Linked DNA regions of Homo sapiens: region 2 is linked to region 1. A link is an interaction called in ENCODE POLR2A ChIA-PET data of the cell type or tissue named here. Cell type or tissue: MCF 10A. All regions are shown on one strand. Each heading gives the region's core, and the rest is flanking DNA. Links, peaks and the distances in the headings are about the cores only.

What was found. Peaks named below come from ENCODE experiments on the same cell type or tissue, not always from the same donor. Only the 100,000 strongest peaks of a DNase experiment are listed, where the experiment ranks them.
Region 2: POLR2A ChIA-PET joins it to region 1 with 5 read pairs; 2 of 35 experiments call an interaction of 5 or more read pairs at or near these places.

What each region holds. Positions count from the first base shown.
Region 1 is chr5:120,132,353-120,148,925 of GRCh38, reverse strand. No RefSeq gene overlaps it. Among named protein-coding and RNA genes, the nearest start is that of PRR16, 320 kb to the left of the region's middle. In MCF 10A, for the core only: no CTCF peak of the experiment used is centred there; a DNase peak (open chromatin) is centred at 9,665.
Region 2 is chr5:120,081,235-120,097,807 of GRCh38, reverse strand. No RefSeq gene overlaps it. Among named protein-coding and RNA genes, the nearest start is that of PRR16, 370 kb to the left of the region's middle. RefSeq lists a silencer at 9,127-9,327. In MCF 10A, for the core only: no CTCF peak of the experiment used is centred there; no DNase peak of the experiment used is centred there.

The DNA of each region.
Region 1 (16,573 bases), core at 7,119-12,118:
TATATGAACAAATTTTTATGGAAAATACCATAATTAAAAATTAGTATAGAGCCTTCCATAAGAGAAGCATTCTTTTTAAAAAATATTTTCAATAGTTACCTATTTTTTTTTGTGTGTGTGTAATCAGAAAAATATTTTATTTGTTTATTTATTTTTTATATATTTTTTTATTCAAGTTATTTTTTTTTTTTTTTTTAGTATTTATTGATCATTCTTGGGTGTTTCTCACAGAGGGGGATTTGGCAGGGTCATAGGACAATAGTGGAGGGAAGGTCAACAGATAAACAAGTGAACAAAGGTCTCTGGTTTTCCTAGGCAGAGGACCCTGAGGCCTTCCGCAGTGTTTGTGTCCCTGGGTACTTGAGATTAGGCAGTGGTGATGACTCTTTTTTTTTTTTTTTTTTTTTTTTTGAGCACGCTGCCTTCAAGCATCTGTTTAACAAAGCACATCTTGCACCGCCCTTAATCCATTTAACCCTGAATGGACACAGCACATGTTTCAGAGAGCATGGGGTTGGGGATAAGGTTATAGATTAACAGCATCCCAAGGCAGAAGAATTTTTCTTAGTACAGAACAAAATGGAGTCTCCCATGTCTACTTCTTTCTACACAGACACAGCAACAATCTGATTTCTCTATCTTTTCCCCACATTTCCCCCTTTTCTATTCGACAAAACCGCCATCATCATCATGGCCTGTTCTCAATGAGCTGTTGGGTACACCTCCCAGACGGGGTGGCTGCTGGGCGGAGACGCTCCTCACTTCCCAGACGGGGCGGCTGCCGGGCAGAGGGGCTCCTCACTTCTCAGACGGGGCGGCAGGGCAGAGACGTTCCTCACCTCCCAGACGGGGTCGCGGCCGGGCAGAGGCACTCCTCACATCCCAGAAAGGCGGCGGGGCAGAGGCGCTCCCCACATCTCAGACGATGGGTGGCCGGGCAGAGACGCTCCTCACTTCCTAGATGGGATGGCAGCCAGGAAGAGGCGCTCCTCACTTCCCAGACTGGGCAGCCGGGCAGAGGGGCTCCTCACATCCCAGACGATGGGCGGCCAGGCAGAGACGCTCCTCACTTCCCAGACGGGGTGGCAGCCAGGCAGAGGCTGCAATCTCGGCACTTTGGGAGGCCAAGGCAGGCGGCTGGGAGGTGGAGGTTGTAGCGAGCTGAGATCACGCCACTGCACTCCAGCCTGGGCAACATTGAGCACTGAGTGAACGAGACTCCGTCTGCAATCCCGGCACCTCGGGAGGCCGAGGCTGGCAGATCACTCGCGGTCAGGAGCTGGAGACCAGCCCGGCCAACACGGCAAAACCCCGTCTCCACCAAAAAAATACGAAAACCAGTCAGGCGTGGTGGCGCGCGCCTGTAATCCCAGGCACTCGGCAGGCTGAGGCAGGAGAATCAGGCAGGGAGGTTGCAGTGAGCCGAGATGGCGGCAGCACAGTCCAGCTTCGGCTGGGCATCAGAGGGAGACCGTGGAAAGAGAGGGAGAGGGAGACCGTGGGGAGACGGAGACGGGAGACGGGAGAGGGAGAGGGAGAGGGTGAGGGAGAGGGTGAGGGTGAGGGTGAGGGTTACCTTTTTTTTTTTACTTTCATTTTAAGCTCAGGGTTACACATACAGGTTTGTTATATAGGTAAACCTGTGTCATGGGGATTTGTTGTACAGATTATTTTATCACCCAGGTATTAAGCCTAGTAACCATTAGTTATTTTTCCTGATTCTCTCCCTCCTCCCACACTCCACCCTCCAAACGGCCCTGGTGTGTGTTGTTCCTGTCTATATGTCCATGTGTTCTCTTCATTTAGCTCACACTTATAAGTGAGAACATGTAGTATTTGATTTTCTCACAACAGAAATGTTCTTAATCATAGTCTGCAAGTTCAGAATGGAAGTTCTAGAAGGAACTCTAGAGTTCATTTTACTTCCAAATAAAGTTAAACTATCCTAACATGACTCAGCCTTTAGTAACTTCTGTTGTATATCTTTTTCAATTCAGAGGATAACATGACATATTAAGACTTGCATTTTTGGGTTTGCATTAATATCAAATGTTTAGAAGTGCTATGGAAAAATGTATATAAATTTGATTCCCTCTTTCTGATGGTAAAATTAAAGCAGCTACAGGAGGCTATACCATATGGTTTTTGGAGTACAAGAAAATTGAGTCTGAATTAATTTCTGCCAATAATTTGCTGTGTGATCTGAGCCTCCTTTTCTACATCTGTAAAATGAAGATGAATTAACTACATTATAATGATTACCTACAGAGAGAAATGAGACGGGATGATATGGTGTGGTTCTGTGTCTCCATCCAAATCTCCTGCCAAGTTGTGATCCCCAGTATTGAAGGAGGGGCCCGGTGGAAGATGACTGAATCATGGGGTAGTTCTTAATGGTTTAGTACCATCCCTCTTGCTGTTCTCAAGATAGAGCTCACAAAGTCTGGTTGTTTAAAAGTGCATAGCACCTGTCCCCTACCCTTCCTGCTGGCTATGTGAACATGTGCCTACTTCCCCTTTGCCTTCTGCCATGATGTAAGCTTCTAGAAGCAGAAGCCTGTACAGCCCATAGAACTATGAGCTGATTAAGCTTATTTTCTTTATAAATTACACAGTCTCAGGAATGTCTTTCTAGCAGTGTGAGAACTGGCTAATCCAGAAAATTGGTCACAGAGAAGTAGCGCATTGCTGTAAAGATACCTGAAAATGTGGATGTGACTTTGGAACTGGGTAATGGGCAGAGGTTGGAAGTTTGGAGGTCTCAGAAGACAGGAAAATGAGGGGAAGTTTGAAACTTCCTAGAGACTTGTTGAATGGTTGTGACCAAAATGCTGATAATGATATGGACAGTGAAGTCCAGGCTGAGAAGGTCTCAGATGAAGATGACGAATGTATTGGGAACTGGAGTAAAGGTCACTCTTACTACGAAGAGGCTGGTGGCATTGTGCCCCTGCTCTAGAAATCTGTGGAACTTCTAACTTGAGAGAGATAATTTACGGTATCTGGTGGAAGAAATTTCTAAGCAACAAAGCATTAAAGATAGAGCCAGCTGCTTCAAACAGCATATACTCATATGCGTTCACAAAGAGATGGTCTGAAATTGGACTTAGATTTAAAAAGGAAGCAGAGCATAAAAGTTTGAAAAATTTTTAGCCTGACCATGTGGTAGAAAACAAAAAGTCATTTTCTGGGGAGGAATTCAAGCCTGCTGCAGAAATTTGCGTGAGTAACAAAGAGCCAAATGTTAATAGCCAAGAAAATGGGGAGAATGCTTCCAAGGCATTTCAGAGAACTTCACAGCAGCTCCTCCCATCACAGGCTGTAGGCCTAAGAGGAAAAAAATGGCTTCAGGGGCTAGGCTCAGGACCCTGCTCCTCTTTGCAGGCTTGGGACACTGCTCCCTGTGTCCCAGCCACTACAGCTGCATCCATGGCTAAAAGGGCCCCAGATATGTCTCAGTCAGCTGCTCCAGAGGCTGCAAGCCAGAAGCCACCAAGGCTTTCATGTGGTGAAAGCTTGCACCCTCTGCCAGCCACCAAGCGTGTAAGGCTTTCACAGGTGCACAAAGGGCAAGAGTTGAGGCTTGGGAGCCTCTGCTCAGATTTTAGAAGATATATGGAAATGCCTGGATGTCCAGGCAGAAGTCTGCTGTAGGAGCAGAGCCCTCATGGAAAACATCTACCAGGGCAGTAGGGAGGGGAAAGGTGGGGTCGGAGCCCCCACACTGAGTCCCCTTTGGGGCACTGCCTAGTTGAGCTGTGAGAAGAGGGCCACCATCCTCCAGACCCCAGAATGATGGATCCACCAATAGCTTGCACCATGCACCTGGAAAAGCTACAGGCAGTAAGCACCAGTCTGTGAAAGCTGCTGTGGGGGCTGTACCCTGCAGATCCATAGGGCCAGAGCTGCTCAAAGCCATGGGAGCCTACTCCTTGCATCAGTGTCACCTGGATGTGAGACATGGAGTCAAAAGAAATTATTGTGGAGCCTTAAGGTATAATGATTGCCCTGCTGGGTTTCAGACTTGCATGGGGCCTGTAGCACCTTTGTTTTGGCCAGTTTCTCTCATTTGAAATGACAGCATTTACCCAATGCCTGTAACCCATGGTATCTTGGAAATCTCTAATTTTTTATTTTACAGGCTCATAGGTGGAAGAGAGTTACCTAGTCTCAGATGAGACTTTGGACTTGGACTTTTGAGTTAATGCTGGAATGACTTAAGACTTTAAGGAACTGTTGACATGATTGTGCCACAAGGCATGATTGTGTTTTGCAATGTGAGAAGGACATGAGATTTGAGAGAAACCAGGGGTGGAATGATATGGTTTGGCTCTGTGTCCCTACCCAAATATCCTGCTGAATTTTGATCCCCAGTGTTGGAGGAGGGGCCTAGTGTGAGGTGACTGAGTCATCAGGGCAGGTCCTCATGGTTTAAGAGAAGGAGGATATCTTAGGGTTCATGTTTTGTGAGTCTGAGATTATGGCAATGCATGCCTCCTGGTTTATCTCAAAAAAAAATGGACTCTGCTCCCCTGTAGTTACTTCAAAAAGCATGGACAAAGAGAAATGCACACCACATAACTAAATGAATTGTTGTCTACCTTGATTATGAAACCAATGTCACAAGCATCAGTTACACTTGTTAATTCAAGAGTCTAGTTCTATTTTACTTGTTATGCTCTTTTTTACACCTTTTATTTTATCCTCTTTATTTCTCACATTCTAATAATGCTAATTGGGCTGGCATACTAGTCAGGACCTTAGCTGGAAATAATGACACAGTTAGTATAACTTAAGAAAGATTTAATAAAGTGACTAACTACAAAGCTATAGAAACTACAAAAGGGAGTGTTGAACCCTGGAAAAAAGATAGGCAACTGCTAAAATCAATAGACCTAAAAACTTTGGAAAGGGAAGAAGTTACCAGAACTTGGAAAGAAAGTGTTGAATAGACCAAGGCAGCTTGGTGGAGCAGTGCCATTTAGTTGAGGAACATAGCTGTTCTGATGCACCTCACTGGGGGAAGCTCGCTTACCTCACTCTCTTCCCTCTCTTCAATATTATCACTGTCTGGAGGGCAAAGGAGCCTCTTAATACAGGCCATGCAGATCAGCTTCTTTAGCAGAAAGCCACAAGAAAAATAGTGGAAAATAGGCATGAAGGGGCAAACAGATTTCCAGCCTAGCTAATTAAACTCAGCCAATGAAATGCTATAATTTTTTAAAATTAAAATGATGAATATGTCCTCACATAAGTCAATACTCATTCCTTCACCCCTCCCAACTGTTGTTATTTTTAACTTTAAAAGTTAACATTGTATATTTAACAGAACACTGATTTTCCTCAATATGCTGTTTTTTAATTATAAAGAAAGCTTATTTTACTGGATGTTGATTAAGAAAATTTATCTTCTGGAAACTTTCATGAAAGTAAGCAAACTTTGTTTTACCACTGTCAGGTTCATTAAGATAATTTACAAACAATAAATTTAACACTTTTTTAGTATATAATTCTATGAATTTTGACAAACACATACAAATAAAAAAATAGTGTATTTTCATCACTCTAAAAAGTTTTCTTGTGCCACATTATAGTCAAATCTCCTCCCATAATGCTAGCCCTTGGCACCCACTAATCTTATTTATTTCCCTGCCTTTTTTAGAATGGAATATAAATAAAATCACATAATATGATTATATGATTCATTATTTGCATAATGCATTTCAGAGTCTTCACGCTGTTGAATATAGCATTTTCTTATTAGCCTAGTATGAATACACCACAATTTATTTGTTTATTCATTTGAGCATGCTAAGACTTTTTAAGAGAAAAAAAAGATGCTCTTAATATAAATGTGTATTATGTCACTCTGATTAGCAGTATTTTTTTCTCTTCCTGATTACATTTTCTGCCTTTCAAATTATCTTTATTAATATATTTTTTAAAATCAGATCATTGTTTATAATTTCTTAAAGAAAGGAGGCTATATTTTTAAATTTCATTAAAAGAATAAATTTTACAAAACCTTAACAAAATCCATGGAATAAAAATGTTAATTCTAAAAGTGTTAAAAGCAGAGACCACAATTTAAAAACTGTAATAAAGAAAATTTTATAAGATTCTACATAACTCATTTGAAGAAAGTATATCAAATAATAATTTAATTAAAATTATTTTTAAAAAAGAATTAAGGGCTAATTTTATATGTAGTGCTTTATAATATACAAAGAGTAGTTTTCATAAATTATTTCAGGTAACCAGAATGACAGATGTCAATACAGTGTTTTGGCAATCAAAAATTATGCCATTTTTATCTTTTAATTTATTAGTCATAATGATAGTAAAAACAGAGTTTTAATTTTCACCACTGCTGTCTGGAAAGTTAACTTTAACCTTCTGTGGCAAAGAGAAAAGTATGACATCTGAAAGCAATCTAATGAAAATGACACAGGATGAATTTTTTAAAAAACTTATAAATAGGAGAAATAGTGTCGTTTTATCCAATATTACCAAAATATATGAGAAGAAAGTAGCTTTTACTTAGATTCTATAAAAGCTCTTCATGCATTTTTATATAAAATTTCACTTGAAATATTTTTTTTATTTGAATATCAAAATCAAAGAAAATGATAAACAGTAATAAATCAAGCAGGAGTGTATGTCACACTAGCAATACTTCACCCAGAACTCTTGAAATTATGGAAAGAACTTTCTGATAGATGAAAAATAATTTTATCCAATATAAAAATGAAGTAAACAACTTGTTAATTAATTATAAAGTCAGAGCATATCTATGGGAAAGAAAATTGCAAAGGATTTTTTAATAAAAAAGGAATCATTTTAACAATTCTTCTGCATTCTTTTTTGTTTCAAATTTTGTGCAGAGGTCACTCTATTTCTTATGGTGTATTGTCCTATTACCTAACAAGTGCATATTCCAATTCACCAGGAAATTCTCCCAGCCAGTTTTCAGGTGCCATTCAACTCAATGTACATGGTATCTTTTTCATATCTCCAAAGCTTTACTTTTATTTCAGTGAAGTAACTTGGCTAATAAAACAGTGTTTGGAAAGTTGATCCAGACATAATAAAAAGATGGTTTCCCCAGAATAAAAGAGGTTTATATATTTACAGACTTCACACTAAAGCAAAGCCACATGTGAACCAATAATGCCAAGGAAACTTACGATGAGAGAGAGAGAGAAATATGAAAGTTTGCTGGTATAAAGTCAGAAATATTAGAGAACAAGTTTTATTCTCTTTACTCATTGCTATACCCAAAACTAAGGGGGGAAAAAAACAGCTTTCCAAACACATGGACATATCAAGATACTGTCAGGAGTTCATTCGAAGTCCTGTTAGTTAAAAAAAGGGATCCTGGGTATTTATAAAGTATAGTAAAAAAGGGTATAAGGGAAAATCTACAGGGACACTTCATTTCTGTTCCAGCCATCTTCATTCAGGGGAAAATGTGACAAGTGATAGAAAAGAGTGGAGGGTATTGTGCTTGATTAATTCATTAATTTTCAGTGTAACGGTAATGAAATCAAAATGTCAGCTCCTCCCTTATTGAATCAGTTTATGTTTCTAAGAGAAATTCCCCTTTTGTGGCCACAGACAGTTTGTTTTGGTCATAATCTTCCATAAAAATATCCTTTGATGTTGTGCATGTCCTAATCGGCAAGAGTACTAATAGATTACACAAGGTCACAATAGATTAAACATTGTTCCTTAAGAACAACTCAAACAGACAGACAGGATTTTGCTAAGAATTCATTTGCAGAGCAAAGCAGACACATCTCAGATTTATCTATGGGTAGGAAACATTGTCCAAAAAAATGTTCAAGGTGGTCTCAGAATCTGAGTCCCATGTATATGCAGTAAAAAATTTTCAGAGCAACTAGTGTAAGTCTGTTGAAATAGTTTTGTGACACTTCCCAGAGGGCTTCTGCTGCTTTCTACACGAGAATAGCCTGGGTATATTCACTTGCCCAATTATATTTATATGATACATGGCGCTAGAAGTTGGGAATACAACAGTAAAGGGAACAGACAAATTTCATTCTCTACTGGAACTCACAAAAAATGTAAGACATGAAAAATCCTATAAAGGAAATGAAATAATGTCATAATGAGTGTTGTATGTTTGAAGAGGAAGTTGAATTGTTTAGCCAAAGAAGGTGTGACATTTGAACTGCAACCTGAACAATGAATGAAAAAGTGTCAGCCATGAGAACCCAAAGGACATTTCAAGTAGAGGAAAGAGCAAGTGCATCATTGCCATGTGACTTTACCTCTCAGGACCGCATTTCTTAGTCTATGAGGAAAGATGACAATGCTTGTCTTGTGGGTTATCATAAAGACTTACAGAAAATCAGCCTAGCACACACCATAATGAGGGCTCCACACCCCCTTGTCATGACCATTATCTGAGTTGCCATCTCCTTCCCTCTGATGAGAAACCCCTCCCTCCCTAACACTCACTCCAAGAGTCAGTGTTGCATATCTTACTAACAGTTGGGGGTGGGGGATGATATGGATACTTTTTAAAGACAAGCAAAATTTTCAGAGAAAAACTATTACAGAAATAAGGTATGCATTCCACATATGTTATAAAGGAGGTGTTTCATATTTTTAAATAAAAGAAAAGAGGGTAACTGAGCCTACAAATTTGAGGTAACTACCCTGAGCAGGAGTCCTCTAAAGGAGCATATGAACAGCCTCAGATAGAAAGGACAGGCCTTGCCTCCAGAATGTCATCTGCCTCAAGACAAATCCCAATTTGTTTCCAGCTCAGTTCCTCCCCAAATGATCACCACACAACCTTATTAGGTAAAAAAGACCACCTCTCATATGTGTTTCCTTCCCAATAAAACTGCATCTTTTTTTTCTATGTGGGAGCTCCCCATACCTTTTTAAGTGACATGCTACAAAGTGACAAGATCGAGAAGAATCAAGGAAGAAGGCCAATCCACAGGATCCTTCTAGAGAAAGTGAAGGGCCATTTCCTTCCAAGCTTTCTTCCTTCCTAGTTCTCCTCTTAGGCTGCCACAGACAGTCTGGACTACACTGAAACTGTTGAGATCTAAATAGGCAACTTCATAACCAACACAATGCTGGGTTCTGACCCGGCAGGTAAGCAAGATAAAATATAAAAATGGGGAAAAGGAACAGGTAAGGATGCCAGGTATTAGCATTTAGAATGCCTTTAATAAAGAACCTGAACAATCTAGTAGGATCCAATAAAAACTGTAGACTAACTATTAAGTAAATTGCCAAAAGATACATCTTCCCCTAGAAAAAGTAAGTGTGCTGCAAGCATGATTATGTAGACCTTGAAAGAACAGCTGGAACTAAGTACATTAAAATAACACTGAACAAAATATGGGTTTTGGAAGTACTAAATGAAAAACTGTTTTCATTTTGATTTAATCTGTATTTTTAAAATAGTATATTAACAAAGATGACAAAAAGGTTTGAAGTTTTTTCTTCAGTAGGATATATACAAACTCCTATAAAAGAACCAAAAATACATGATATTCTTATAAAATCTTAGCTAATTACTGTCGGTTTGAAAGATATGTTTATTTAATTCCAGTTGGACTTCTGGTTTACTCACTTGGTGATTTCCAGGAAAAGACAACTTACGACATTAACAAGGGACAGGCCTCTGTTTCCCAAGAACTGTTGAGCAATATCAGTGACTCATTTTGGGGAATAAACAAAAAGACTAAGAAAAAGAAAAGCTATTTCACAACTATAAATACACACTACAGTTACAGAGCTTTTTCCCATAGAAGCCTATACAGAAAATTGTAAAAAAAAAAAGAAAATGGTTGTGCAGAAAATAAACATAGAGGAAAGCAGTAAAAGAGAGTCAAGTAATTTTAAAATTAAAAACACTTTGCTTTCAAAGAAAGTAAAGAGTATATAAGAATTATTGCTTTGTTGTTGCTTTGTGCTTTTCCTTTTAACCACCTGGCCTTTTTTCCGAGTGTCAAAAAATGGCCAGTAGTATCACTTACCACACTGATTTAGCCTAAGTACTATTACTTGAAACACTCAATTCTTAGCAGTAACAGAATGATCTTTTTATATTTCATTAGGTTTGCATCTGCATCAAAAATTATTCCAGGTGCAGTGGTTAACACATATAATCCCAGCACTTTGGAAGGCCAAGGCAGGAGGATCACTTGAGGGCAAGAGATACAGATCAGCCCTGGCAATACAGTGAGACTCCAACTTTCCAAAAAAAAAAAAAAATATATAGCTTCTGGTGGTGGCACACACCTGTAATCCCAGCTGTGTAGGAGGCTGAGGTGGGAGGATTCCTTGAGCCCAGGAGGTCGAGGTTGCAGGAAGCCATGATCATGCCACTGCACTCCAGCCTGGGTGACACAGAGAGAGACACTGCCATTAAAAAAATGAAATTATACACTTACTGTAGTCTTCTAGTACAATGTACTATATTTGAACTGAGTGGTTCAAAGATATTTTCCTGACACAATGATAAATTTTAGGCAAAAAATATTATTTTGAAATTTTATGTTTTTAATTTTGAAATAACAGCAAACCTACAAAAAAATTACAAGTATAGTTCAAGTGACTTCCATATTCTCTTTACACAGAGTGCCCAATTATTAATGTTTTACCACATTTGTTTCATTACCCTCTCATTCTTTCTTTCTATATACATAGTCCTTTTTCTAACAGAATGCCCTATCACCTCTAAATACTCCAGTGTGTAGTCTAAAAGCAAGGACACCCCTATACTATATCAACATATATCCTTCCCCTTTAGTAAATTAGCATAACACTACTATCCAGCTCACTACTATCCACTCAAACTTTGCCAAGTTCCCTAACAATATCATTTTGACCTTTTTGGTCCAGTAAACCATCCAAGAATATACACTGCATATAGCTGTCATGTCTCATCAGACTCCTTCAAGCTTGTTAGCCCTCTCCTACTTCTCCTGTCCTTGGACAGTCTTAAAGAGTATAGGCCCTGCATGCTCTCATAGACCCTCATACATATGACCCTCAACATATGTCTGTCTGATGTTTCCACATGACCAGACTCAGCCCACGCATTCTTGGCATTGCATCAGGAGGCACACTATGACAATGGTGGTCATAGTGTGACCATAGTCATAGTGTGACCACCACACAACTCTGAGTATATGGTAAAGCTGGTAACTGCCACGTTTTCTCTTTAGAAACCCAGGAGGGGATTTTACCAATTGGAGAAAGGATAGGCAGAAGAACAATGAGTGAAAACAAGCATACTCTAAGACTGAGCCTGGGAGAGACTGAAGCAGCAAAGACCCTGAGTCCACTCCCATGTAGCACCTAGGGAGACAGAAGGCAGGAGATCTGTGATGCACAGATTTGAAGTGATCAGATGTGATGTCTCTGACTTCTAGCACGATGTTTTAGGAAAACAGAGAGTTGTATGCTAAGCATCTGAATTCTTGGTCACCACATATTCTAAGGCACCAAGTATATGAAAGAAAAAAATAAGTGTATGAAATCAAGGCTTCTTTAAGCTTGGTCTTTGAGTGTCCTGTTAGTTACTAGCATAAATAAGAGAGAACAGAATAAAGGGCCTGCTTGGTGCGTTAAAGCTATGTAAGGAGGCCGTAACAATGACTAAAATTGAATTTTCTAGCAGACAGGTGGGATGGATGTCCAAAGCATACTGAATTTGATTTAAAAGAAATATGACATTTCTACTAACCTGCTTCATTCTCAACCAATCAGATAAAGGGATTAGAAATGGCAAGCTACAATTACAGTCTAATTAATAATTCTCATTATGAATTGACAGTAATATCACTTATATGTACATGTATAGTTCTTTGAATGTTCTTGGCAGACATGCATAATATATTAATGCACATTTTTTATGTCTCTTGATTAATATCCCAGAATATACTAGACATGCTTTAAAAATCAGGAACAGAAACAAAAAGTACAGAGGAAATTGATAACATAGTTTTTTTAAAGGAGATTCAAATATTCTAGTCTCAAATCTCAGGTTATGGTATAATGAAATTTCTATACATATTGTATGAATATTTATGCATAGGTATTGAAATAGTTGACCTCTAAAGTCCTTGACCATTCTAAGAGTCTATGATTCCTTTTTTATTTTGGGTCCAGAAACTGAGTAGAAAAACAATTCATCTAGTTTGGAATCTATTTCAAGGAAAAGAAACCAGTGTCTAAGAAATACATTAATGCAGGTGATAAAAATAGAAGAAAATTATAAAGTAGTCAGTTGTAAATGTGTAGCTACATGACTGACAATGAGAGATGCTTTAACCTCTAATTTATTTAAAGCAGAAATGGTTACTATGATCCAGCTACAATTTAATTGCAATATTGCTACATGGCCTTGCACTCATTATTATCATTCAGCTATAATTTCTCTCACTCCTGGTTGCAGACACAGTTGGTCTCCCACCCACATCCCTTTGACTGTACCATTTCAACTCAAGCTGGTCTGACTTCTAAATACCAGCTTCTGCATCTCTTTATCCAACATCACCCTGCTATGATCTAAGTCTTTCTTATGTATAAAGGGCATCTGGGAAATCTCTATGTACACTGTCTTGGTTTACATTCACCCAAAACCAAATCCTGAGACAGGATCTGAATGAATTTTGTTTTTGTTTTTGTTTGGGTGGTGAGTGATCCCAGGAAGCATGGTGAGGGAGGATAATGAAACAGAAAAGGAAGAACATATAATACAGGATATATAAAACATTAGTGAGCAGTTAGTTGATGGACAACTGTGGCCAATCCTTTTGGGAATCATTCAAGTGACTATGTACTTAAACAAAGCTCAGAATTGCCTCTTAAGAGGTTAGATACCTACAGTATTCATCTACAAACTCCTGTCCTTCATTTTTTGAAGGTCACTTTGTAAGTTAATTCATCAGCATTTCTGGCCACCTTCCTGTGCTGGAAAAACAATCTGGCCAAAGAACCCAGGCTGACAGACTCAGTTTCTTGAGATAGGAAGCACATGCAGTTAGTTTATAGGGCAACAGTCCACTAGAGCCATTGGTGATCTCTCGTATGGACAAAGGATACTTGACTAAGCATCATTCTCAGCAAACTAACACCAGAATGGAAAACCAAACACCGCATGTTCTCACTCATAAGTGGGAGTTGAACAATGAGAACACATGGAGACAGGGAGGGGAACATCACACAACAGGGTCTGTCGGGGTGTGGGGGGGCTAGGGAAGGGATAGCATTAGGAGAAATACCTAAGGTAGATGACGGGTTGATGGGTGCAACAAACCATCACGGCATGTGTATACCTATGGAAGAAACCTGCGCGTTCTGCACACGTACCCCAGAACTTAAAGTATAATTTAAAAAGAAAAAAATGAGAGTATCTGCTAAGAATATATTACTTCTAATATTAAATTTTAAGATGTATTTATTATGTACCTTACTAATCACAATTTATTTCTCTTCGCAAAGCAACTGAGAAGCTCACCCTGTCTTTGTCTGCAACATCTACAGCTATTGTATAGGGAAAATATTAAGTAAACTTGATTGGGAATTTAAAGGTCCATGCCTATGCTATCCAGGGAAAAAAGTAGAAGAAAATGAGCACCCTATTTTATACAGTAGGTTGGACTACATAGAAATAGAAGCCAATAACTGAAATATTATAATCTGTTAATTACTCAACATGTTTTTATTCTCATGAAATTCAGTTCTCATAAATTGCACATAGGACTGAATGTGAGATTACCTCATGCTGAGGCAAAGAACCTTCAATAAATAAACATCCCTAAGTTTTTGTGCCATCTGGTCTATTTTAATGAGATAAAAGGATATGTTTTGGAAAATAGATTTTAAGGGTTTTTATAACAATTTTACAGTTAAAGCCCTATGATTTAAAATACCATATATTTACAATATTCTGTATATTCTTCCAGTTTCTATTTAAAGTTGTTTTATAATTTAAGCACAGTAAAATTCACCCTTTTTAGTGTATAGTGCTATGAGCTCTGACAAAAACAGTCATATGAACACTACCAGAATCAAATATAAAATATTTCTATCTCCCTCTTTAAACTGTTAAAATTTTCGCAATCACTTTTATTATTAAACACAATCATAGTTAAGACAAGTAAGCCCTTGACCACTTATTCCAGTCCCTCTTCCTCTCCACAAAGAATCACTATTCTGTTTGGGATATTACCTTCATGAGCTTTTTCTGCATGTGTGCAATTATTCTAGTTCCTATCAGTGACTAATATAAATTTATATATACATAAAGAGATTAACACTGAAGCTGTGGATACTTGCTATGTTAAAGATTATGTTTATATGTTTTAACATTATTTTGGACACATTATTTTATGTGACATCTCTATTTTTATCTTTTAAAATATATATACTATGATTGAGGAATTGTATTGATGTTCTAGTGTGGTTATTTCTTTTTATTTTTTCCATTATCATGAGCATTCATTATTATAATAACCTTGTAAGGGGATTTTTAATAAACTCTGAGTAATATACAATATGGAATAGGGATATAATTACTGAAATTAATAATAGGAATATAATTTCACAATTTACAAAACATTTGAAACCACTATATTTAAGTTGGTACAATTACTTTTGCACCAACCTACTATTATTTGTGATTATAAAAGAGATGCTTACTACACTAAAAAGGGCAACAAAAAAGTTACTGAAAAATCACTTTGTGGTAAAGTTTTAAATGTATATAACAATAAGAAAAATGTGTTTCCTCCTTCTTTCTCCAACATAACACTTAAAGGCACCAATATGCTTATTTTATATATATATATATACACACACACACACACACACACAAAATACATATGTGTATAAAAATCTTATTTACAAGCTTAAAATACATATGCTTATATATTTTTGTACATATTTATATATGCTTATTTCCATATAAGTATATTTTGTATTTAATCATAAAGATAAACATATGTACACATTTATTTCTGGTTAGTTTTCTATCAAAACAATGAAATTGTACATATTGCTTTGTTACAAATAAAGCATATATCACAAACTATCTTTACAAGTAAGCACATACTCATATATATCACTATATTTCACATGTGTAAAGCATTCAATTTTATAAATCAACTACTCCCAAAAGCTGATGCTAATAATGAATAAATATTTTTTGCACATTTGACAAATATAAAAAAAAAACTATTGTTTAAATTTGCATTTTAAATGTTTATTTTTATCATGGTTATTAGTCATTACATTTCTTCTCTAAATTGTTGGTTCATTACATTTTGCCTATTTTATTTTCTAGGCTGCTGGTTTTCTTGCATATTTTGTTTTACTGTATCTTTTTTATATAGTGAGAGTATTAAGCCTTTTTCTTTTCAGTTAGGTTTTAAATATTTTTAATTTTCCCTTCTAACTTTGTTAATGGTGTCTTTAACCATATAAATTTAAAAATATTTATAAGATCAACTCTGTCAATCTTATTCTTTATGGTTTCTGAGGTTTATGTTACAGGTAGAAAGGCTTTCCATACAATAATATTTATAGATTCTGTTTTGTTTCAACTTTAAAAAATTTATTTAATATTTTTGAGAATATAAAATACGGACAAAGTTTCTCTTTATTCAAATAGATGGCTAATTATATCAGTCCAATAACTGAAAAATAATGTGACCTGATGGTATAAAATACCTTATTAATGCTACCCTAAATTAATCCTCTATATCTCATTCCATTTTTACAAAATAGTTATATAATGTCTCGTATTAAAATGGCATGATGCTAAAACAAAAATTTAGAGTTGAAACACCTTCAATATTTGTGTTTGTGTCACTTTAAGAAAGTAACTTAGATCATTGAGGGGTGGAGCCACGATGGCTGAATAGGAAGAGCTCCAGTCTACAACTCCCAGCATGAGCAACGCAGAAGACGGGTGATTTCTGCATTTCCATGTGAGGTACCGGGTTCATCTCACTAGGGAGTGCCAGACAGTGGGTGCAGGACAGTGGGTGCAGCGCACTGTGCGCAAGAAGAAGCAGGGTGAAGAACTGCCTCACTTGGGAAGCTCAAGGGGTCAGGGAGTTCCCTTTCCTAGTCAAAGAAAGGGATGACAGATGGCACCTAGAAAATCCAGACACTCCCAGCCTAATACTGCGCTTTTCCGACGGGCTTAAAAAATGGCGCTCCAGGAGATTATATCCCACACATGGCTTGGAGGGTCCTACGCCCACAGAGTCTCACTGATTGCTAGCACAGCAGTCTGAAATCAAATTGCAAGGCAGCAGTGAGGCTGGGGGAGGGGTGCCTGCCATTGCGCAGGCTTGATTAGGTAAACAAAGCAGCCAGGAAGCTCAAACTGGGTGGAGCTCACCACAGCTCAAGGAGGCCTGCCTGCCTCTGTAGGCTCCACATCTGGGGGCAGGGCACAGACAAATAAAAAGACAGCAGTAACCTCTGCAGACTTAAATGTCCCTGTCTGACAGCTTTGAAGAGAGTAGTGGTTTATCCAGCACGCAGCTGGAGATATGAGAACAGG
Region 2 (16,573 bases), core at 6,577-11,576, 51 kb after region 1:
TTCTTTTACTATATGATTTTATATATAATCAAGATATATTTATATGACTTTAATATATTTATTTAATGTTTTCTTTCTAGGAATTAAAATAATACTATGTCCCAAGTTTCTGCATTGGTAAATTTTTCTGCCAAAAAATTCAAAAAGAAAATGTAGAGTAAGATGTGCTTTAATGAGCCACGTCTAGCTATATGTTAGGTTGAAATATTTGTCTTTTTTAAAGCAGTATGAATGCACAATAGAGGGTTTTATACATTGTTATCAACAAATTGAGAAACCAAAGCTTTAATCGAGTTAGCGTTTCCCAACTCCAGTAAAAAATATACAAACATGTACATAATATACAAATTAAAACTGTTTGAGGCACAAAGTAATAACCTATTACTAAATACAGAGCACAGAGGTTAAATATCAAACATTTACTGAAGGTTAAAGAGACATCTTTTGTCTATTTTTTCCTAGGTTGACAAAATACTCAATCTGCTAGCTCATATTATGAAAACAGCCAAACGAAAATTCATCAGAAAAACTGAATACTTACCAAGCCAAACTAATTATGTACACAAATATATTGATTCTTCTGGCGTACTGTATCTAAGCAACTAAGCATTACTGAAGTTGTTTATGTTGTGCATCTTCAAACAAAGTTACTTACTGGCCTAACTCATTTCCCATCAGAATTCACAAACCATTTCTTTGCACCAACTACAAAGTAAGGTAGAAGCACAATTAAAGCCATCAGCCATGTAATCTTCCAAGATCACAGGAAAAGATAAAGAACTCTTACTACTGGACTTAAATGTCAAAAGACAAATCCTCTTGTCTTTACTACAAGAAATAAAAGAACAAAAAAAGTGCATTGTATTAACATATAACACTGTTTTTCTTAGTTTAAAATAATCAAATTCTATTTTGTAAAAGTAAATACAATAAAAAATAAATAGAAGGGCAAGCTTAATCAAACCAACATACTGTTGGCAAAAAGTTACTTACTATTGGTGTCTTAGACACAGTTCATTAGTTAAAAATCTGGGAGGCAGGGGTGGGTAGGTTGGTTTTTTTCTGTACCCGTTTTGTTTATCATAAAGTGACTTGTACCCTGATGGCTGGTTTCACTTTCCCTCTCTACAAGTCATGCCTATACTCAAGAAAAGAAGTGTCAATCTCAAATTTACAGTCAAAATACTGAAGCGAGGAATATAAAATATGTCAAATTACTTCAAAATGACTCAGGCTTAGCACAGAAAATGCACAAAGGAGCATACGTCTATTCACATTGTTTACTCATTCAATAGCTATTTATAGTGCAACATATAAAATCCTAGAAGCTTAGGGAACTATATTAATGATTAGCCCTGATAACTGTTCTCAAGGAATTTATAATCTTATCCTCAGTTATATACAGGTCCCTTTCACGAGTTTTCAAGTTTTGCACAATTTGAAGTCCTTGAAGCACTATCTGAGAAACTTCATTATAATAAAACAGAAGTTTTCTGGCTATAAAAATAACATTTTAAAAAAATTATCTGCGTCCCGATGAGAGACAAAGGAATCAGTTATTTTTTCCTTTTATAGTTCCCTAAATCCCCTGGAATCATACTCTCAGCTCCCATTGTATTTTTGTGATAGTTCTTTTTAAACATCTACCTCAACTCCTCTACTCCAGATTCACTTCTTTAATGCTGTCTGAATGGCTCAAGATTAATTTTCTATACTTTCTCTTTGAACAAATTCTTAGAAATCAAAATGTCAATGATCCTGAACAAAATTACTCTCCAAACACTGGCTTGTGCCAGGAATCATGACAATTGCTTTCTAGAAACTTAGTTTCTGTTACTTTCAAAATAGTCTGATATTTATGGGAGGACCTGCAGGTCTCAGTTTAAAAGAAGTTAACATATTAGTTTGAATGAGAAATTGGGAGACCTCAGATATATGAATAACAGATGAGAGATACTTTTCACATAGTAATAAACATTTCACTAAAGTGATAATCACAGAAAATAAGCAATCACAAAGTTCTTAGAGAAACAGAGAGGTTTCACTGTTAAATTTTTTTAATTGTTAAGATTTATTTTGAGTTGGTTTTGGGATCATTTAAAATCATAAAATATGCAAGTCCTATGCTAGTCCAGCTGCTTAATTTCCTAGGATTATTTATGACTCACTTTTGTTCAATAAGTAAAATTACCGTCCCTGCTAAATTTGAGTTACCAGACACTTCCAAAATATTTCTGAAATCAACAACTGTTTTCTAATTTGCTACTTGGCCTATCTTCAAAAATGTATTTAACACTTGTAGTAATGTCTCAGAGATTTGATCAAAGGTGTTTTAGTTATTTGTCTTCCCACTATAGCCGTGACTGATTTAGAGCAGACAGCACTTCTGCAAATAAACTTCACAAGTGTCTAAATCATATCCTTATACACAGAAGTGCCTGAACCCAAGGGACATCAAATGGTTAAACACCAAAGCCCTCAGCAGCTGCAGCCAACAGGTGATATATGATATGGTAGAAGAAATAACCTTAGAGACACTTCTTTGATTAAAGGGCTGAGAGATATTGAAGTGGTTATCTTTCTGCCAAAAGCCAAAGTGGTCTAATACTGGTGGTCAAACTTAGATGATCATCAGAATCACCTGGGCAGCATTTTAAATACAGAGATTCTTGGGCTCCCTGCCCAGTAATTTGGTTCAAAGCCTTAGGACCAGAAATCTGTATTTTTTATGAAGTGTCCCAGTTAGGGAAGTTTCTCCAATTCCCTACTGAGGCAGGATTAGAATAGATGATAGAACCATATAATTGTATAATGTATATTTACTTTCATATATTACTGTTTAATGATCCTGAATATAGTTTATGTGTCTACAAGTAACTTTTTAACTAACCCTTTTGCTTATATTTATAATATCCATCTAAGGAAACAATTCAGCTATTCTTATACAGATATATGTGAACTCAGAGGACTCAACCAATCAATATTTTGTCTGGCCCAAGAGTTAGTGGATCATGCAATCAGTAGCCCTTCCAGAAGAGGGTGGAAACAAGGCCTATTTGTATTTTTATATTTTTATTTAAAATGTGATGAAACAAGAATCTAAGTTGTGACAATATTGAAACCACTGATCTAAACCATTTGTCTTTGCCTCTACCCCTCACCACTCCTTCGGAAAAAAGGAACTGCATTCCCAGGCAACTCAAAAAATCTATTTTGCAGTGAGAAAAGAGCCAGCACTTCCTTACCTTCCAAAATCATATGGATAAGTGCCACAGAATCTAGGAACATGAAGAGCCAAAGTTATATACATGTGGGAGGCAAGACTGCTGATCTTAGAGGCTGTGTAGAGTGGCAGTCAAAAGCCCATGCTCTGGAGCCTAAGAATGCAGGTTCAGTTCTGGCAGTGCCACATATTAACTTGTGACTTTGGGCTATTTATTTAATCTCTCTTTGCTTCAGTTTCCTCATCTGGAAGATGTGGGTTAATTTTATTACATACTTCATTAGGTTATTGTGAGTATTTAGTGATGTCTACCTTAGCACTCAAAGAATATGCTAGAAATGTGTACTCCCAGACCCTGCCCCAGGATGTGAATTTTTAACAAAATTTTCACGACTTGTATGTATGTGACAATTTGAGAAGCAGTAATTTAAGACATGTGAAGGGTGCAGACTGGTCAATACTTTATACATTTGTTGCTATTACTTAGTTTAAACCTAAACATCAAACAATCACAAAGTCTAAAAGCTCTGCAAATAGATATGTAGATGACAGAAGCAGTGTCTAGCTGAATCTGTAGGAAACAAATGAGATGAGTTGGAGACCAGCTTAAACCAAAAAAGGATATGTTTGAATTATACAAAAAACTAGGACCTGAAGAAGAAAATGTGAGAAGAACCACCACAGGAATGTGTCTGGCAAGTTTATGTTCAGTTGTCTTTCTGGTGAGAGAGATAGAAAGCCAGTAAATAGGCCGGGCACAGCGGCTCCCGCCTGTAATCCCAGCACTTTGGGAGGCTGAGGCGGGTGGATCACCTGAGGTCAAGAGTTCGAGACCAACCTGGCCAACATGGAGACACCCCGTCTCTACTAAAAATACAAAAATTAGCTGCATGTGGTGGCGGGCGCCTATAATCCCAGCTCCTCGGGAGGCTGAGGTAGGAGAATCACTTGAACCCGGGAGGCGGAGGTTGTGATGAGCCGAGATCACGCCACTGCACTCCACCCTGTGCGTTGGGCACGAGACTCCATCTCAAAAAAAAAAAAAAAGAAAAGAAAGAAAAGTCAATAAATAATGACACTCTATATATTATGAATTTTCAAAATTTCATGTTTCCTGATTCCTCAACATCCCCACAAACAGGGATTGAGCACCCCACCCAGGCGACCTAGTGTATCAGCGCGATAAGGCTGGTCTCTGTTGCAAGTTCCCTTTTTGCCTTCCCCTGACTACGGCCCTAGTGGCAACCAAATGCACCACTGAAATCCCCTCATATATTCTGCTTGTGTAGTCTACCCTGATGCCCAACACAGGCACTTCCACATAGGTCCTCGCTGTTTTTCTCAGCTCCCCACCTGCTTGGGTTGGCATGCTCCCCTGGTGGCCCTACCTCTGTAGGAGCTCTGAGGATAATAAATCCTTTGATTTCATATGCCCTCCAAGTGTAATTTCCACAGCCAGAATGGAGTAATCCTTAAAGATCCCACAAGGGAGACTTACTCTCCCATTTATAACTCACTGTGGTAAAGATTTAATAACGAATGCACACAAAACAGAGGTAAGGCAGGAGATGAGTGGTGAACTCTGCTAAAGTCAGAAAATACTTCTCCAAAGAGTTCACATCTGACGTGGGTACTGAAAAAGCCAGGAGGCAAGACAGAAAGCATTCTAAACTTCAAGAATCATGGGTGCAAAGGTGTGAAGCCTTGGGGGAAGTACAAGTAATTCATGATCACTGAATTTCACAGGTCCCTGCACTGTGTGTATAGAGGACTGTGGTGCTCTGTCTGTAGAAGACAAAACCAGAAGAGACTGTGAAAATGCTGCTAGTCTCTGGGTCCATCTCTCTGAGACCTAGATTTTGTTGTTTGGGGTGAGCCCAAGTATCTGCATTTATCTAGCCCTCCACAACTCTGATATATGTGACAAGACATGATACTGGTGGGTGACTGAATTATGGAATGTATTATATTCCTTTCTGCAAATCATGAATTGTGTCCTGGAGTGAATGAGCTGATGCTCAGGAGTTTTAACTAGTGGAGGGAAGTAATCAACACTGTAGTTTAAGAAGTTAACTCTGGACAAAATGGGGTGAATGAATATTATGAATTTAATTATTAAGGGACTTTGTCCCTCAGTGTCCTCATCTCTGGAAAGGGACAGATAATGAGACAGTTGTAAGGACCGTAAAGCACTTAGAACATTGCTTAACATGTAGTCTGCATGTAATAACAACGAACATTTATCATCATCACCATTATTGTTATTTTGCTACATCAGACTTCACATAGCAGGGCTCCAGAAATAATTGATCCCGAGAACCTATTTCAGGAGGTGTAAGAACAGGTATATTTTAAAGTGTGTTAATAATCTGTACCTCATGCCCACTCAAAATATCTCAGTACCTTTTAAGAAAGTAGAAATATTTACTTGTACAGGTCTTCCTTTGCACTGTGAGACATATAATGGTATAATCATTTAATAATGTGCCATCTAATAAGAAAGATAAATGTTTGGCTACTTTAAAGCAGCAATACTTGAAAAATCTCTTGGGGGCAGACATATCCTTACTCAAACCTAAATCATCAAAACTGTGCATAGACTCCTGACTTAGACAAAGAGATAAGCAGAGAAACGTTTGAAAGACTTCAGTAGAATTACCACAGCACACATAATTTAATCCCTCTCCTTTATAAATAATCCAAAAGCAGAATAGGTTAGACAAGCCCTGGCTCATTATAACAACAGATGCGTAATCCAGGAATTCACAATCTGGTGGTAGATTCATTTTTTTTCATCATCCTGTGCTTAACACAATACTGTTGAGACACATTGAGTCTTGATAGGTTTTAAATGCCTCAGTAATGGGCATGCCTATTCTTTAGTTAGCAGCACTATGAATCATCTTGACCATTATTGACTGGCATATTATCAAAAATATATTAAAAGTATTTTCCAGTGATTACATATCTCAAAGTAAGACATTAATAGATTGCTATAGTTTTCTTTTGATATCTCTTCATCTGGATCAAGTACATAACAAGAAATGAACATCTATAACTGTGAAAATATAAACATATAAATTGAAGCTTATCTTTATTGATTTAACTCAAGCCGTTTCAAGGACATAATTCATCTTGGATTTACTACGTATTCTGAAGTTTGAGAAAAAGCTGTGTGCATTTATATCTTGTATAGCTGACATTCCAGTAACTAGAAACGTAGAGAATATAAAACAATGTTTTGTGGCTACCTACTCTGGTTGAATATTCAATGGTTTTAAAATTTTATTCAATGTAGATAATATACATGGAAGTTTTTCTATATTCCTTTTAAACTATAGAGTTTTAAAACAGTAACGGAATGTATTTAATAGTCATGACCTATTCTGTTCTGCAGTATTCCCATGTTCCCTTCTCTCTCCCTCCATATGGCCTTCCATATGCTGTTACTCTGCTCTCCCCTCTCTTCGCAAAGCAGCCCCACACTATCTTTCAGCCTCAGGTGAACCTTTTCTGACCTCCAGAACTAGGTAAAATCTTCAGTCCTATGCCTTCCTCACATAAAGTGCTTCTCCTTCCTGGCATTTGTCACACTTGTAATTGTACTCTGTGTGTGTGAGAGAGAGAGAGAGAAAGACAGAGACAGAGAGAGAGAAAATGAAAAAGAGAGAGAGAGAGTAAATGAAAAAGAGAGAGAAAGAGGGGGAGGGGAGAGAGAGAGAGTGTCCTCCTGGCTCCATGAAGGTAGAAACTGGAATTATCAGTGCCAGGGTCAGTGATTATGACATATGAGACGCTAAAATACTGTTGAATGAATAATACACTTTTTAAAAATAACAATTCCCAAACCTTTTTGCAGTGAGATACTAAATGGAAAGAAGAGCCCTGAAGTCAAATATCAGGTTAATTGTTTTAACAGCCTTAGCAACTGGAACCCTAACCACTTAAAGCCACTCCATACCACCCGCCTCTTTTCTCTCCTTTCCTATTTACCCTCTTCATCATTTTTATCATAACATTCATGTGAGTATATTCTATGTTTCAGGTCTTAGGCAAATGTTTTAGATTCACTATTTAATCCTGACTACAGCCCTCCAGGTACAGTCCTGTCACAATTTTATTTCATTTTTTTTTTTTTTTTTTGAGATGGAGTCTCTCTTTGTCGCCAGGCTGGAGTGCAATGGCGCTACCAGGTTCAAGCGATTCTCCTGCCTCAGCCTCCCAAGTAGATGGTACTATAGGCGCAAGCCACCATGCCCAACTAATTTTTGTATTTTTAGTAGAGATGGGGTTTCACTATGTTGGCCAGGATGGTCTTGATCTTTTGACTTCGTGGTCTGCCTGCCTCGGCCTCCCAAAATGCTGGGATTACAGGTGTGGGCCACCACGCCTGGCCCCTACCACATTTTACAGGTGAGAAAATTAGACTCCCAGAGGCTAAATAACTTGCCCTATAGGAAGATCTGTTTTTCTTTGAACCTATTGTCTCTTTTTCCAAACCTGCTCTTTCATACTTTGCACTGTAAAGTTAAGCTAGGAGGTTACAAACTATTTTGTTTTTTAGCTTTCTGTAGGTTCTGTCAGAACCAATCCAACAAATTACTTATTATAAACTAAACAATGGAAATAACACACAATCATATGTGTTATGACGGGTGCTATGTGTACTTTCATCAACAACATCATTTTGAAGTCTCAAAACACAGATGCAGACACATCACTCTATGTGCATTGACTTCTCTTGAGAAATGTCTATACAAATGCCCTATTAAATACCTAATTTAAATGTGTTTTTACAGAGAATTCAAATTAACTACACTTATTCAGTATATGATTCAGATTAATTATGCCCAAGCCATTTGGGGCTTTTGATACTGTTTCTATTTCAGGAAGCAGAATTTGGCATCAGTGTAGTCATTTCAAAAATGAGTTCCTAATATAGAAGATAAAAATATTCTGCCATAAATATCTATAGATATAATAAAACTTAACATTCTATAATGTGGATGTTGTATTTAGGCAACTCAAATTTATTTCTCTCAAAATAATAATGTAATACTAAACTGTTTATCATTTAACTGTTTATCATTTAAGACTTTAATGAAGCATTTTTGGAAAGAAGGAATTTAACATTTAGAGACTAACGTTATTGCAAAGGTGCTATAGAGGTAACTTAATCCTATTCCCTTGGTATGTATGTAAAGAATGGTCTCAGAAATTAAATTATTATGTCCTTTGATTAAATATTAAACTAGCTCAGGCTGTATATTTATGACCACACAAGTGATTTAGATGTATAGATATCTTCTCCAATCTACCATATGTTTTGTTTGATACTACAAATTAGATTCTGGTTTACCCCTCCTTGAACAGCAATAATAGTTAATGGGTTCCTTAAATATTTCTGTGTGTATGGAAATAAGCATACACTTTCTCCTGGACACTTAGCTTGCAAAAAGACCAAATCTTTATTTCACACTAGAACTTCCTGCTTGCCTTTGAATTTTTCAAAAGATAACACAACGGAAATTTGTGGGTGATTTCCACAGATAACATCCCATTTTCATTTCATTACTGTGTTGTATGACACATTGCACAAAGGGAGCTAGCTATCATTTCAAACATTTCTTATCTTTGGAAATAGAAGAAGAAATAACTTCATAACTCATAGGGGCATTATTAACATACCTTTTTAGTTTTATATTTTGTAAATTCAGTTTGGCTTTTAATTTGTTTGAAGATCTCAAATGTAGTCACTGTTGATTTCTAAGTATTGATATCTCTGCATCTTGATATTTTACAACTGCACTTTTGACTTCAGCCAGCTTAAAGAAGGGAAATGGCAATTGGCATTTGGTAGTATTCTCTTTCTAAAGTTCTTCAAATGAAGCAGCAGCCAGAAGGATCTTGTCTCTAGAATACTAAACAATAAACTGGCACAGCCAAATCCCTGTTATCACATACATGCATACTTACACACATATCCCACACAATCACACAGTCACACAGGAAGTAGTTGTTAACTTAGTCAAGTTTCTGCAGGTTACAGACTCTTCGTTGTCTTTCAGTAGTCACTAGTCTTGGATAAGAATGATCATATTTTCACTTCCCCCAGTCTGGAAATAATGCAAAAAACCAACATGCGGATAACATTAATGTGCATTATTAAAGTCAAAAAATGTGTTTTTCATCAACAATTAGCATTTTGGCCATGAAACAAATGTTTTGTTCTTTTTGTAGATCACTTTAGTTTCATAATTTGAATCAAATAAATGTTATCAAGTTCACTTCTAAGATGGCCCAGTTTGAATTGTGATACTTGAAATACTTATTTTAGTTGTGCTAAAACGATCTTGTGTTTTAAGTTACTGGAGTTAAATTGTTTCCTTGGACAGAGGCAGAAACACTGTGGGTCCTGCTACTTGACAGAAAATAACATTGTCCATTTGAAGCAGATTTACAGGCTTATTTGAATTGAAACAAACTTTTGACAATCAGTCAAATCAAACACAAGCTTTGTGTAGTTAAAATGTTTGAAAGAGCTCTTCTCTCTCTAGTACTTTACTATTTATTTGTATATGCTGATTTTCATCCTGGGAAAAATCAAAAGCTAAGTATGGCAAGATGGTTTTTCACCATGTCAAGATTCCACTTCACCACTTCCTTTTTTTTTTTTTTTTTTCTTTTGAGACAGAGTATCACTCTGTTGCCCAGGCTGGAGTGCAATGGCGTGATCTCAGCGCACTGCAACCTCTGCCTCCTGGGTTCAAGTGATTCTCCTGCCTTAGCCTCCCGAGTAGCTGGGATTACAGACGTGCATCCCCACGTTCTGCTAATTTTTGTATTTTTAATAGAGATGGGGTTTCACCATGTTGGCCAGGCTGGTCTTAAACTCCTGACCTCAGGTGATCCATCTGCCTCAACCTCTCAAAGTGCTGGGATTACAGGTGTGAGTCACTACCCTCAGCCACCTCCTTCCTTTTTTTGTCTCATATAAGCAGGCTTTTTCAGTGACCTGTAGGTGATGACCTGTAGGTGATGATTCCTCTTATCCCAAAACCAGACAGAGTATTCAAAGACAACAGAAAAATAAAAAATGTTTTCATGCAATTGACTGTAGATGCAGTTTAAGTTATTTACCAAATAAGTGATAGACACAGTAGATTCTAAAATATTTTTGTATTTCTCTTTGATATATATATATACAATTACTGTTGATAAACTCACCCTTCCCTTCTATATTGGTCCCACCGAATTTCACTACTACAATTAGAACTTCAATGTATTCTGAAGGTTTAATCATTGTTGCTTTAGTTATGAACCTTTTTAGAAAAAGTTAGCTTTGTTGTGAATAGGACCTTCCCAAGCAAGGCCGAAAAAAATGTGAGTTCATTTCTGAATCACATTTTTAGCTTAGTTAAATTTAGTTTGCTTGTATCTCATAGAAGACATCAGAATAAAAATCATATTTTAAACTTATATTTTAAATATAATATTATTTACAATATTCTAATAATCTTTGTAGATTAATAGTTCTAACTCATCTTTCACGTTTTTCTTCATGTCCTTCTATAGGTTATCGAATAAAAAGAAATTATTTAATTCTAATTCTAACGTGGGAAAACTGGGTCCATGGTATTCTTTTCTAAAAAGTGATAGAGAAGGTTACTGTTCTATGTCCCATGGCTGAAGCCCATGCCCAGTACTCCTTGTACCAGTGAGCATGAGGTGGCCATGGGATCTGCTCAGCTTTCTGGGGCCAGGATGGAAGAGCTCTCATTGGTGCCAGGCTCCCTAGTCAGTTATAAACCTGACTTTGGGCCAAATTAGGTTTGCTTCTGAAAAGACAAAGACATGAACCTTTTTATTATACTGGAGGTTGTGCTCCTTCAAGAAATGATTCACTTACCCAAAACAAATATTTTAACATATGTATATCTTATTGTTCCACATCCTTAAAGGGATGTGGGATGAGTACAACACACATAAGGACCTCTGCCCCAAAAACACACATTCATGCATCTACACACACAGAACACATATCACTTTCAGCTTCCAGGAATCAGCCGAGCAGGTAGAGAACGAGGAATAAAGTCCAAACAATTGGGTAATTTTAAGATGCTGGTCTCCTACTTGCAGCTCAGGAGGAGGGCTTCGTGAGCAACAATTCTTCAGACAGTGGTTTGGACTTAGGAGTGATTTTAAGATGCTGGTCTCCTACTTGCAGCTCAGGAGGAGGGCTTCGTGAGTAACAATTCTTCAGACAGTGGTTTGAACCTAGCACTTTTGAGGCTATACTCTCAGCTTGCCTAAGCAATGTTATCTTTTTCAAGAGGCTTTTGTGACACAAGTTTAATTACTTAAGGACAGATACTCTACTTCAGGCCACAGAGGGTGACAATTGCTTTTGCATGTTTTAAATATGCTATCTAAGAAAAATATAGTTCAAAGAAACATTTAAATCATCATTCCCTCTGGATGCATACTTTAAAACAAAATGTAAACATTGGTGGTTGTTGCCTTATCTTAAATTTAAAAAAAAAGAAAAAAACTTCTTAAAGTAATCAATTAGAATCAGTTCCTCCAAACAGAGTTTTCATTTTCACCACCTATTCAAAAGATATTTGGGTTAATTCCAGGAGGCAGCGCTTGCAGTGAGCCAAGATCGTGCCACTGCACTCCAGCCTGGACAACAGAGCAAGACTCCATCTCAAAAAAAAAAAAAAGATATATGGGTTAATTATAGCTGATAATAACTCTCAGACACTAAAATCTCTAGAAAACTAGACACTTCACAAAGGATTTTCTAGTATAATCCAACGACATGCACCCAGAATTGGAAGTCAATGTCGTCCAAAGGTTGCGAACTAAAGAAACAGTGTGAGTACAGAAAACTGTAAAAATATCTTAGTTTACAGGATACAATTGGGACTAAATGCCAGTAGCAAGAACCTTTACAGATACATTTATCTGGGAATTCTAGCTCAGCTCTTGCCACTTATTCACCTTATGGCTTTAGGCAAGTCTTTCTTAATCTCTCTCAGATTCAATTTCCTCAGCTGAAAAGTGATAATAATAAGACCTAACTCACAAAGTTATAATAATTAAAACAAATTACACATTTTAAAAGTTTTTATAAACTGTAAATCCCCATGGAATTGTAAATTGGTTTAAGGAAAAGAGCAATAATTAAATGATCATGAAAGGCCCTATAACTTATCATAAAGAAGCCAGAAATACTTCCATGGAATGCATAAATCCAACCTCTATATCAATATAGCAGAGAATTTCTAGAATATGCTATATCAAAGAGAAAAAATTAATGGTTTATGATGTGGAGATATTTAAGCTCTCTTATAAATAAAAAAATACAATTTCATGTACATAGAATTATGCATTACTCATGGCATTCAAAGTTAAAATAATATTTATAAGAATTCAGCAGAGAAATATGGCTCTTTCTAGATTTATTTCTTGCCTTAAGCCCTCATAACTGCTGACAGTCAAAACACTTATTTGCAAATATAAAGATCTTGCATTCATAGAACTCAGTACATTGTTATTTCTATGTTGAAATAGATATTTGGCCTTCTATAACTTAAATTTTTTAAAAAACCATGTAAACCAGAAGCCAATATACGGTGTGAACAGAAAACAAGTCATTTACCTCATATGTTTCTGGCTTTCTAAAATAAAATAACTGCTAGAAAATGAAAGCAGTATAATATCACTCTTTATTTTAGTCTGGGTTCTCCACAGAAACAGAACCAATATGATATGGATATAGTTTATGGCATAAATATGTATATACACACACACGTGTGTGTGAAGAGAGACAGAAAAAAAAAAGATACAGATTTACTGTAAGTAATTGGCTCACATAATTATGGAAGCCAAGTCCAAGATTTGAAGTTGGCAAGCTGGGGAGCCAAGAGAGCCAATAGTATATTTCCAGTTCTAGTCCAAATGCCCGAAAACTGGGAGAGCTGATGTTTTAAGTTCCTGCCCAACTCTGAGTGAAAAAGCAGGAGAAGATCAGTATTTAAACTTGAAGAATATCTGGCAGAGAGAGAGAATTCTTATTCAGCCCTTTATCCTATTAAGGCCTTCTGGGGATTAGATGAGTCTCACCCACACTGGGGAGGGATCTGTTTTACTTAGTCTACCAATTCAAATGTTAAGTGCATCCAGAAACACCCTGAGAGTCACACTGAGAAACAATGCTTAACCAAACATCTAGGTACTCCATGGTCTACTCAAGTTGACATACAAAATTAACCATCACACTCCTCAACTGAATAGAAATAGTCAACTGAATTTTAATGAATAGCTTTCATTCATCAGAGTTCATATTCCAATATTAAACTTAAAAAATATTTAATATTGAAATATCATCTACTTAGAATAACTTTTTTTTAAGTTACAATGTTTATGTAAGTCTACTTGACTGGTTGAAAAATGTATTGGATTACACTTTTCTGTTTTCTTTGGTAAGCATTATGTGGTCAAAGCTCTGAGAGTTGTATACAGAATGTATTATCAATATCACTACTCAGCTATGTGCAAACATCAGTCTTGCATTATCTCCTGACCTAGACAGCATCTGCTGCAGCCCTTTCACAGTGTACAGCAGATGGTCTTCAAGGGCCCATTTGGCATTTTCTTCTCAACTTCCTAATTGCAGGATTATTCCAGGACAGAGCTGATTCCTTCCCTGTACCTGCAGATGTTCTCTTGGAGTATCACTAAGGCAGGTTCTTCATACAGCATGTTAAATCTGCTAATGCTTGTCCTTTATCTATAATGGCCTATAGGACTTTTGGGAGGCCAAGGCAGGAGGATCAGTTAAGGTTAGGAATTACGGGCAACATAGCAAGACCCCATTCTTTAAGAAAGGATATGAAAATTAGCAAGGCATGGTGGTATACGCCCATGGTCTCAGCTACTCAGGAGGTTATATGGCTAATGTTTGTCCTTCTTTTTGTCTAGTCGATAGTCATGGGACACCAGGATATCCTGCCTTCCCAGCCTTGGCTCCATAGGAAAGCAGTGGAGAGAGGGAAGATGTTGCTATGCCATTCTGCCATTCTTTCTCCAGTGGCACAAGGATGGATCAGAAACTTTGGGCCTCAGAATAACCTATGGTGATATGAGGAAATGAGAATCCAGTATCTGCATCTTATAGAGATCTCCAAACATAAAATGGGAAAGGTGAAAACAACAACAGTCTTTCCACAAGTCCTCTTTTTTTAACCTTTTATCCAAAAAAAAAAAAAAATCCACTATTGCTATTCTCATTTCTCATTTTTATCCCTCTGGATTAAATTACCAACTCATATAGGCCTCCTTTTAACCTTGATAAAATTTGGAGGGTCTGGAACTGTGAATGAGACTTATTTAGATTTTGCCTTCTTTTCATGCATGAGCTGTCTCCATACTATTCTCCATCAAATGAAGACAAGAGGCCAATTCTGTTGATTCTATATACTTATTCACAAAACTAGTGAATAATTGATGATAAGTGGTAATCCATCTATTAGCCTACTAAGGAAAAAGTGAAGTTAAGATAAAAAAGTATCCTGGGAATCTAAGTATTGTGGAAAATCTGCTCTTAATAAAGCATGTTTCCACCATTCCAATATTAATTTTGTTATTGAATAATTCAACTGCTATTCAAATTACCTACTGTAGAGGGCTCACATGGATGCAGTCAGATGGCCTGTATTTGGGCCAGAGCTAGAACACTGATGTTCCACTATAGGCTATCAAAAGATGAAGTGTAAATGGATGGGCAAAAGCTTCAGTGTTAGTGAGTCAGGTCAACCATCAGTACTGATGAGGCTATGGGGAGAGAGACCAAGAGGTAAGGATTAACAGGTCCCAGTCAATTTCCTGCAGGCTGGCCTTCTGCAAAATTCTGTGGAAACCAGTCATTGTTTGAGACAATCAATCCTAGTAAATGCTGAGGTGGCAGCGCAGACCACAAGTTCTTTTGAGCTGTGACCACAAGTCTCAAACCCTATTCCCCTAATTGTACAAGTGGAAAGGCCCCAATCAATAAATGCTGAGGTTGCAAAAAAGAGATGGAGACCAAGCTCTGGCACATCATACTGTTGTTATGACACGAGGCTTGGATGCAAGGTCTTGAATGTGGCTGGAGAAGAGCTGACACTTTTTCAGTTATATTGCTTAAAAACCCCAAGCTCAAAAGGTGGGGATTCTGGTATCAGAATCCGATGGTCAGCCTTGCTCAATCCCTGTCCCAGATTTTCATGAGCAACTGGGTACCTGCAGCCGCAATAAATATTGTTCGAAGAGACATGGTCTTGCCATTTTCATTTTGTGTTCAACAGACATATTTTGTTTATTGTTGATGGAAGTATAAATTAGCAGAAATAAAACAATTTTATGTAAGATTATTTGGCATTGTCTATCAAAGCTGTAATACATGTTTTGACCTAGAATTTCAACTTCCAGACATTTACCTTATAGATATATTTATTTGCAAATATATGCAAATGATGTTGACACAAAGTATTTATAGTAGTACTTTTTTATAGCAACAGACTATAATCTAAATGTTCATCAAAAAGGCACTGGTTAAATATATAATGTTACATCTGTACAACAGAAAGTATGTAAAAAAAATAAGAAAGGTCATTTCATATTGATATTAAATATAATAACATCCCAAGATACATCATTTAGGATGTATATGGTGGGACATAGACCACTTACTTTTATTTTTTTGATGTTTAAATGATATGAATGTAGCAAATATATGGCAACTCATGTGATTAAGAATAAATCTCTAAAACCAAAATACTCATTTTGTAAGTGGCACAAATTAGGCAATAAAAATCAATATCATTTGTGATTCTGGCACTTTTCAAGATGAGGTTAAAGTTGTGCCTTACATTATTCATGTAGGCCTCAATTAACCATATTGTTGAAGTACTCAGTTTATAAAAATGGAAAACAATCCAAGTAAGGTGAATCCATAGACTGATTCACAAATACTTTTCAGATTATATCCCAGTGATATTCACAGTCTGCTTACTCATTAATCTTTTAAAATTTACTTTGTAGTTAAAAAATGGAAACTGATACTGAGAAACGTGACTTTTGTGGCAACATGGCAAAGTAAATAGACTAGAACTCAACAGTCTCATGTTCAAATCACAGCTGTGATTTTTGACCATCATTTGATTCCTTAGTTCCTAATAAGCTTTGAAATGAAAACTTGGCATTATCACTAAAATTTCTTCTAGCTTAAATATTTTATGATTCTATTCTCACATAGTGCAAACTCTACAAGAATTTTTTTACCTCATTAAAGAACAATGATAT